2 separate regions of the Homo sapiens genome follow, and region 2 is linked to region 1. The links are chromatin contacts, found by Hi-C in ENCODE. All regions are on one chromosome and are shown on one strand. The core of a region is the stretch at or near the end of the contact, and the rest is flanking DNA. Distances in the headings are between cores, read along the strand shown. Region 1 holds the start of RHOG (ras homolog family member G). Region 2 holds the start of TRIM21 (tripartite motif containing 21).

Region 1 (4,604 bases), core at 1,290-3,789:
GTCCCATCTAAAAAAAAACAACAAACAAACCAGAAAAAACTTTTGTGCTGGGACATAATCTTTAATGGCGTCATAGAAGCTGCTTTAGCGTATGGTGTTCCTCTGAACCCTGTCATTTCTGGGGCTCACAATCCTTTCTTTATTCATGAAATACCAAGCACCCCAATGTCAAGTGGTCCCAATGGTGTATGGATGGGAATGAGAATTTCCCCTTGTGCCTCCTGCTCTCATGTCCTCCACAAAGAGGAGTTTGTCTGAAGGGCTACAGGGACCAGACCGAAGAGGAGACAAGAGACCCAAACACTGCCTGGCAGGTCAGGGGAGGCTTCTAGAGAAGGATCTTTGAGAAAGACTTCATCCACACAGTCATTCACCAGCCTGAATCTGATAAAGCCTCTGTTTTTGAGGATGATACAGTAGCCACCAGCTACACATGCTATTGACCACTTGAAATGTTTCCAGCCAAATTGAGACAAATTGTAAGTATAAAATACACACCGCATTTCAAAGACTTGGTACAAGAAAAGAATGCAAAATATCCAGTTAATTTTTATAACCAGTAATTTTTATGTTGATTACCATGCTAAAAGATAATATTTTGAGGCCGGGCGCAGTGGCTCATGCCTGTAATCCCAGCACTTTGGGAGGTTGAGGCGGGCAGATCACGAGGTGAGGAGTTCAAGACCAGCCTGGCCAACATGGTGAAATCCTATCTCCATTAAAAATACAAATATAAGCCAGGCATGGTGGCACGTGCCTGTAATCCCAGCTACTTGGGAGACTGAGGCAGGAGAATCATTTGAACCCAGGAGGCGGAGGTTGCAGTGAGCAGAGACCGCGCCACTGCAGTCCAGCCTGGTGACAGAGCGAGACTCCATCTCCAAAAAAAAAAAAAAAAAAAAAAAAAAGATAATACTTTGGCTATGGCTAAGTCAAATATAGTTAAAATTCATTTCGTTTCTTTTTACTTTTTTTGAAATGTCATTAATAGACAGTTTTAAATTACTTACGTGGTTCCTATTTATTTTTTTAAAAATATAAGTAGGCTGGGTGTGGTGGCTGACGCCTGTAATCTCAGCACTTTGGGAGGCCAAGGCAGGTGGATCAACTGAGATCAGTAGTTCGAGACCAGCGTGGCCAACAGGGTGAAACCCCGTCCCTACTAGAAATACGAAAATTAGCCGGGTGTGGTGACATGCACCTGTAACCCCAGCTACTCGAGAGACTGAGGCAGGATAACTGCATGAACCTGGGAGGCAGAGATTGCAGTGAGCCGAGATCGTGCCACTGCACCCCAGCCTGGGTGACATCGTGAGACTGTCAAAAAATATGTGTGTGTTTGTGTTTATAGAGACAAGGTTTCACCATCTCTGTAATTACAGGCAGACGCCACCGCGCCAGACTCTTAGGGTATGATATTTTTAAAAGATATTTGTTTAGTGTTTGAGATACGCATTGACAACAGGTCTTTTACACCCATTCTCATGTTATCTTCAAAACTACGGGGTGAAATATAATTATTCTATTTTACCAAAGACAGATTTGAGGCTCAGAAAGGTTAAGCTATTTATTCCTGGAATCAATCCGTTTATTTGAAAAGCTTCTGGAAGACAGGGATCCTGTCTTAAACGCTGTGTTTCTTCACAGCACCTAGCACTTAGCTCTCTCCACGTGGTAGGCGCTCAGAAACTTTGTGCTGAACGAAGGATATGGATTCTCAAGTCAAAGCTCCGAGCGCAAAGCCAGGGAGCGAAGCACCAGAGGGCGCCCATGAGCCCGCCCACCCGCGGGTCGCCGGGGCCCAAGCTGGACCTCAGGCCTGGGTGCGGCTCTTCAGCCCCAAGCAGCTGCGCGCCCCAGCAGAACAGGGGGCGAGGGGGCGAGGGAAGCCCCAAGTCCTCCGTCCGCCCCGCCCCCTCCCCAGAGCCAGGCCTCGCAGGGCTGCACGGTGCTGAATGACGACTCGACATCCTGTTTTTGGGGCCCGCGGCTCCGCCTGCGCCTCTGCTGATCTTGTCTTTCCCTTGGGTGCTGACGCCAGCTCCTCTTCCCCCCGAGTCTCCCCACCCTCCCCAGGGGTCTGGGGCCTTCCCACTGCTGAATCACCACCACCTCGCACTCCCCCGGGGCTCAGGGCAGGGGCGGGGACTGCCCCAGCCTCGGCCACCACTCTATCCCTGGGGTTGACTGAAGGGACCAGGCCCAGGGGCGCCTTTCTCAGCATCTTCCCGCGGAGGCTGGTGGGGGCGGGATGGGGGGAAGAGGACGAACGCCTAGCGCCCAGGGTAGGGCCTCCAGGGGTAGGGTGGCCAGGAGGAGGCGGAGAGACTTGACCTTGGGAGGCCTGACTTACTGACCGCAGGGGCAGCGGACTGGGAGGGGAACGTGGCAAGCCCGGGACTGGGCCGGGGGCGAGGCTGGGGGCGGGCCGGGGCTGGAGAGGGGGAGATCGGCCCTCGGACTTCCTGGTCGGGCCCCGCCCCGGCCCGCCCCGCCTCGCCGGCCCGCCCCCCCCACTTCCTCCGGCCTCCCGCTCTCACTTCCTTCTCGAGCCCGGAGCCGCTGCCGCCGCCCCCAGCTCCCCCGCCTCGGGGAGGGCACCAGGTGAGGCCCGGCCGGGGCTGGCGGGTAGGGGTCCGGGGGAGGAGAGCCCGGCCGGCCCAGGACTCGGCGCGGGCGCCGGCTCATGAGTTTGCTGGCGGAGGCCGCGGGCGGGAGCTTCTCGGTTCAGTCCAAGTAGGGCGGGCGCGGCCGGCCGGGCGGGGCGGGAACGGGGCCACTGCGAGCCGGCGGAGGCTCGGCGAGGGTGGCTTCCCGGCGGCTGTACCGCCTCTAGGGAGCCGAGAGGGACCCCTGAGGTCGGAGGGTCCCGGGCTCCAAGATAAGTGTCTCTGAAGTGGAAGAGCTCAGAGCTGGGAGATCGGACGCAGGTGGGGTGTCCTCAGAAGTTGGTGGGGGGGGTGTTGAGAAGTGCGTGAGGGGAGAGGGCTTCTGGGCTGGAAAAGGCGCTCCCTCTGCTCTGGCAGTTGTGACACTTGGGGTGAGAGGGGCGGTGTCTGGGGCCTCCGAAAGCTCTCTCCCTGTCAGATGGATGCTAATACAGACCCACACTCGGTCTGCAGCCCCAAGGCCCTCTGCACTCAGGAGGACCCGGGTTGGGTGGGGGAGCCCCGCCGACCCCAGTCGTTGTCTGTATGTCTGTTTTCCTGAGTCCCGACCTTACCTGGAGCCAAGCAGTAGGTATTTAGTGAGCAGACGCTGTTCCTAGCTGACCAGAGCCTGGCCTTGCTCTTTTGGGAGTAACTTGGTCTTGCCCTGTAACTGGAAGTGGAAGGACTCTCATTCAGAGGTACTGATAGTCCCTGACAAGTTTTTGTTGTGTCTTTTGGGGACAATTGAGAACCATCTCCTAGTGTTCCTCTTCATTCTTAGTCCCTGAATTATACACATGCTCCTGTCGTCTCCCTCCACACCTTCTTTAGTTTCTACCCACAAATCCGCCATCACTCTCTTCTCATCCCTTCCAGTCTCTTTTCCTCCAAACATACGGTCATACCTAGGCCTTGACCTGTCTTCACCTACCCTGCCCCATGTTCGTCTTGGTCCTCTGCAACCTGCCCCATCCCTTCCCTTCCCAGCTCTGGCACCCACACACATGCACCTCCTGGTTTCTTCCATCACCCCTCATTCCTTTTGAACCCTCAGCCTGTCACCCTCTCTGTATCCTTCCCTCCCACCCACTTATCTCCAGCTTTGGAATCAGTTGTTGAAGACTTAGTGAGTTCTAGAGTCTTTTCAAACCTCCCTAGCTTGGAGAGGCAGTCTGCAGCCTCCCAGTGATAGAGACGGATTAAAGAGCTGGAAAGCCTGTGTGTGTGTGTGTGTGTGTGTGTGTTTGCGTGTGTGTTCGCACGCGCGTGTCTGTGTATCTACATCTTCATCTCTTAGAGATGGATTAAAGAGATGGAAAGCCTGTGTGTGTGTGTGTGTGTGTGTGTGTGTGTGTGTGTGTTCGCGCGCGCGTGTCTGTGTGACTACATCTTTATCTCTTACAGACAAAATAACTGCCCTCAGCCTTGAGAGGGCCCAGAGCAAGGGAAGCCAGCAGAATGAAGGGAACCTGCAGTGAGTGAGGTTGTGGTTAGGCAGGAGGAAGCCGTTTGTAGCAGTCAGGGTAGGGTGACACAGGAATAAGACTTGTAAGAGAGGCCGTGGGAAATCAAAATCACCCCAACCCGTGGTGCTTGACCAAGAGGCCAGGCCTAGAAGCCGGAAGACAGCCTGAAGGTCCCTGACTCCATTACCTACTAGTTCCAGCATCACCTGGTGGAAAGAATGGGACCAGCTTGGGTGTGATGGAAATAAAGGGAGGAGGCAAATGCAGGATTCTGGAGGAAAGACTGCAGCTGGTCTAACTTCGGACTTAAGAAGCGGCGGAGGCAAAAGTGTCTGCTCCTTTCCTGCTACCTTCTGGGGCCTGCCTAGGCTGGGTACCCGCATGCCCTGATCTGCATCAGGGCCTTAGTGACCAGGAAGCCCTCTGGAGTTCTACTGACCCCTCTGCCTTCAGGCATCCTTAATACTCCCCATCTCACCTAGGACCC
Region 2 (4,604 bases), core at 908-3,407, 550 kb before region 1:
GGACACAGGAAGGGGAACATCACACACTGAGGCCTGTCCTGGGGTGGGGGGAGGGGGGAGGGATAGCATCAGGAGATATATCCAATGTAAATGAGTTAATGGGTGCAGCACACCAACATGGCACGTGTATACATATGTAACAAACCTGCATGTTGTGCACATGTACCCTAGAACTTAAAGTATAATTTAAAAAAAAATCTAAGGCCTCAAACTATGAAACTACTACAAGAAAATATTGGGGAAACTCTCCAGGACATTGGACTGGGCAAAAATTTCTTTCAAATATTCCATAAGCACAGGCAACCAAAGCAAAACTGGACAAATGAGATCACATCAAGTTAAAAAGCTTCTGCACAGCAAAGGAAACAATGAAGTAGAGAGATAACCCACAGAATTGGAGTAAATATTTGCAAACTATCCATCTGACAAGGGATTAATAACCAGAATATACAAAGAACTCAAACAACTCTATAGGAAAAAAATATAATAATCTGATTCAAAAATGGACAAACGATCTGAATAGACATTCCTCAGAAGAAGACATACAAGTGGCAAATGGATATATGAAAATGTGTTCAACACCACTGATCATCAGAGAAATGCAAATCAAAACTACGAGATATTATCTCACCTCAGTTAAAATGTCTTTTAACCAAAAGAAAGGCAATAACAAATGCTGGCAAGGATATGTAGAAAAGGGAACCCTCATACACTGTCAATGGGAATGGAAATTAGTACAAACACTATGGCAAACAATTTGAAGGTTCCTCAAAAAAAAAAAAAAACCTGAAAATAGAGCTACCATGTAATCTAGCAATCCTACTGGATACTGCTAGGTATATACCCAGAAGAAATACTGTTAGGTATATATCCAAGAGAAAGGAAATCAGTATATCAAAGAGATATCTGCACTCCCATGTTTATCGCAGCACTATTCACAATAGCCAAGATTTGGAAGCAACGTAAGTGTCCATCAACAGATAAATGGATAAGGAAAGTGTGGTACACATACACAATGGAGCACTATTCAGCCATAAAAAGAAGGAGAACCTTTCATTTGCTACAAGATGGATGGAATTGGGGATTATTATGTTAAGTAAAATAAACCAAACACAGGCAAACAAACAAATTGTTATGTTCTCACTTATTTGTGGGAGTTAAAAATTAAAACAATCCAACTCATGAAGATAGAGAGGATGATGGTTACCAAAGGCTGGGAAGGGTAGTGGGGAATGATTAATGGGTTCAAAAATACATGAGAGAGAATGAATAAGATCTAGTATTTTATAGCATAACAAGGTGAATACAGTCAATGATAATTTATCATTTTAAAATAACTAAAAGCATATAACTGGATTGTATATAACACAAATGATAAGTGCTTGAGGTGATGGATAGATACCCCACTTACCCTGATATGATTATTACGGATTGTATGCTCTACCTGTATCAAAATATTTCATGTACCCCACAAATATATACACCTACTATAGACACACAAGATTGAAAATTAAAAAAATTACTTTGGTAAATTTTATGTTCTATATTTTTACGATTAAAAATAAAAATAATATAACCTGAGAATGTCCCTAGCTCAGTGACAAGAACACAGTTGGTTGTCAAATGTCAATTTCCTTCTCACCACTCACTGGTGGGACACTCACCTTGGGGTCATGCGAAATAAATCACTCACCTGCAGGCGTTAAAAAATATTAGTCACATCAGTCACATGAAAATAATTAGCTTCTGGAAGTAAGCAGATGGTGGCACGCGAGGAAGAGCACCGGCCACTCTTCTCTGCATCAAAACTTCCTTAAAAGCATCTTCCAGACATGGACATAGCGTCTAGGTGTGGAGTGATGACCAGTGTCAAAGAAAGCAGCCCGGACTCCCCCGTCTTGTAGATATTTTACCAAATCAGATAATGAAGACATGGGAGGGAGCGCGCAACCAGGACCACGGGCTACTGAGTTTCCACTCCTTCCCAGTCTCAGAGAAGCCTCCTGGGCATGCAGAGCCTCTGAAGCCTCCCCCAGCTCAACTCTGACTTCTCTTCTCAGCCGCATTTCTCCACACACCCTTTCAAGGCTCTGCTCCTCCCACTGCTCCTCCCTCACTCCTCCCACGGCTCCTCCTCCTCCCTCCCCTTTCCTCTCAGACTTGCTTCTGAGCGGAAACTGAAAGTGAAATAGGGAGCTGGCTACCAGCGTTGAGTCCCCTGTAAAGGTGAGTGAACCCCACTAGATCAAGGGACCCCTGCCCTCCTAGGGGACCTCTCTCCCCTGCCCCAGGGTTGCAGAGCCCCTTCCAGTCTCCATCCTTGAGCCGGTCCCATTTGCCCCTTCTCCCACCAGGGATCCCTCAACCCAAGACCAGCTGCGCTTCCGGTGCTGGCCCCCTGCTTGGGAGGAGGCTGGGGTGTGGACCTGACTGCCGAGTTACCCAGAAGGGGAAGGGGCCCGGCTGCCCCCTACCTGGGAGGAGGCTGGGTTGTGGACGTGACTGTGGAGTTACCCAGAAGGGGAAGGGGCCCGGCTGCCCCCATGCTGGCACCTGACCTAGGATGACGGCTGGGTGTGGCTGGGATAGCCAGGACTACAGCCTAGCCAGGAGGGTAGGGAGCCCAGTGTCGGGGAGGTCTGCAATTCTGGAGACTCCCAGGTCCAAAAGTCCTCCAGAGGTGAGAGGGGCAGGCTGTTTAGGATGTTCAACCAGAAATGTATAGGCCTTCAGAATTATTCTTTGTCCTAGAATAAGTGTTGTCAGGAACTAAACTAAGTTTGGAGCAGCTGAGAAAAGAGCCCAGGGAGTGCTGGCCACGGTTCCTGTTACTCTGTGTGTATACATACATATACACCTACATACATATATGCAACTGACTTCCGCCGTTATAGGAGGGATTAATGAAGATATATTCAAAGCATGAAGTATCTCTGGCACATGGAAGGTACATGGTAAAAAGTAGCTATAATTTCTCAGCAACATGGAGGCCTGTTGGTACCCGACAGGAGATGGATGAGCACTGAGGGTTTAAGCAGGAATGGACATGATGAGAGTAGAACTGTCAACAGCTTTATGAGGTTCTTGCCAATTTTCATTCCCTCTTTTAGGGACTCAGTTTCTCCTTCTGTCTCACTGGATCAATGGACCAAACAATGGAGGAGTTCTTGTTATTCAGAACAGGAATAAACTTATTCAACAAACTGTTTGATCGGTGCAAAAGTAATTACTGTTTTTGACATTAATTGTTTTGCCATTAATTTTATGCCTTGTTTTGTTTTGTTTTGTTTTTGAGAGGGAGTCTCGCCGTGTCACCCAGGCTGGAGTGCAATGGCACAATCTTGGCTCACTGCAACCTCTGCCTCCCAGGTTCAAGCAATTCTCCTGCCTCAGCCTCCCAAGTAGCTGGGATTACAGGTGCCCACCACCACTCCCAGCTAATTTTTGTATTTTTAGTAGAGACAGGGTTTTACCATATTGGTCAGGCTGGTCTTGAACTCCTGACCTAAGGTGATCCACCCACCTCGGCCTCCCAAAGTGCTGGGATTACAGGTGTGAGCCACCGTGCCTGACCCATTATTTTTATTCTTATTTTTTATTTTCCTTTGCATCATTTTGTTTTTCTTTTTTTAGTATATTTTTAATTTTTGTGGGCACATAGTAGGTATATTTATGGGTATATGGAATATTGTGATACAGGTATACAATGTGTAATAATCACATCAGGGTAAGTGGGGCATCTATCACCTCAAGCATTGATCATCTGTAATACAAACTATGCAATTATACTCTTATTTTTAATGTACAATTAAATTATTGACTATAGTCACCCTGTTGTACTATCAAATACTAGATCTAATTCACTCCACTTTTGTACCCATTAACCATCCCATCTTCTCCCCCACACACAGACCCTCCCTATTACTCTTCCCAGCCTCTGGTAACCATCTTTCTATTATCTAACTCCATGAGTTCAATTGTTTTAATTTTTAGCTTCTACAAATGAGTGAGACCATACAATGTTTGTGTTTCTGTGCCTGGCTTATTTCACCTAACATAATGACCTCCAGTTCCATTCATGTTGTTGTGAATGACAGGATCTCATTATATTTTATGACTGAACAGTACTCCATTGTGTATACATACCACATTTTCTTTATCCATATATCTGTTGATGGACTCTTAGATTGCTTCCAAATCTTGGCTATTGTGAAACGTGCTGCAGTAAACATGGAAGTGTGGATATCTCTTTGATATACTGATTTCCTTTCTTTGGGGTATATGCTAGCAGTGGGATTGATGGATCATATGGTAGCTCTATCTTCAGTATTTTGAAGAACCTCCAAACTGTTCTCTGTAGTGATTGTACTAATTTACCTTCCCACCAACAGCATATGAGTGTACCCTTTTCTCCACACCCTCACCAGCATTTGTTATAGCCTGTCTTTTGGAGAAAAGACATTTTAACTGAGATGAGATTATATCTCATTGTAGTTTTGATTTGCATTTTTCTGATAATCAATGATGTTGAGCAACTGTTCATATGCCTGTTTGTCATTTGTATGACTTCTTTTGAGAAATGTCTGTTCAGATCTTTTGTCCAT

Evidence for each region. A loop is a pair of places that touch in the nucleus more often than their neighbours do. Pooled maps may share reads with other maps.
Region 2: a pooled map shows a loop between it and region 1 (8-fold over the local background). The contact joins the promoter of TRIM21 here to the promoter of RHOG in region 1. A Hi-C loop is called at or near these places in 1 of 168 maps with a recorded cell type or tissue (naive thymus-derived CD4-positive, alpha-beta T cell), 1 of 37 single-sample maps with no recorded cell type and 10 of 50 pooled maps.

What each region holds. Positions count from the first base shown.
Region 1 is chr11:3,838,894-3,843,497 of GRCh38, reverse strand. RHOG (ras homolog family member G) reads left to right here and starts at 2,539. Exons shown (of 2, transcript NM_001665.4): 1 at 2,539-2,604. RefSeq lists silencers at 1,599-1,648, 1,689-1,958, 2,309-2,358, 2,409-2,798 and an enhancer at 4,199-4,398.
Region 2 is chr11:4,391,255-4,395,858 of GRCh38, reverse strand. It overlaps TRIM21 (tripartite motif containing 21), which reads left to right and starts at 2,157. Exons shown (of 7, transcript NM_003141.4): 1 at 2,157-2,226. RefSeq lists enhancers at 1,977-2,036, 2,057-2,266.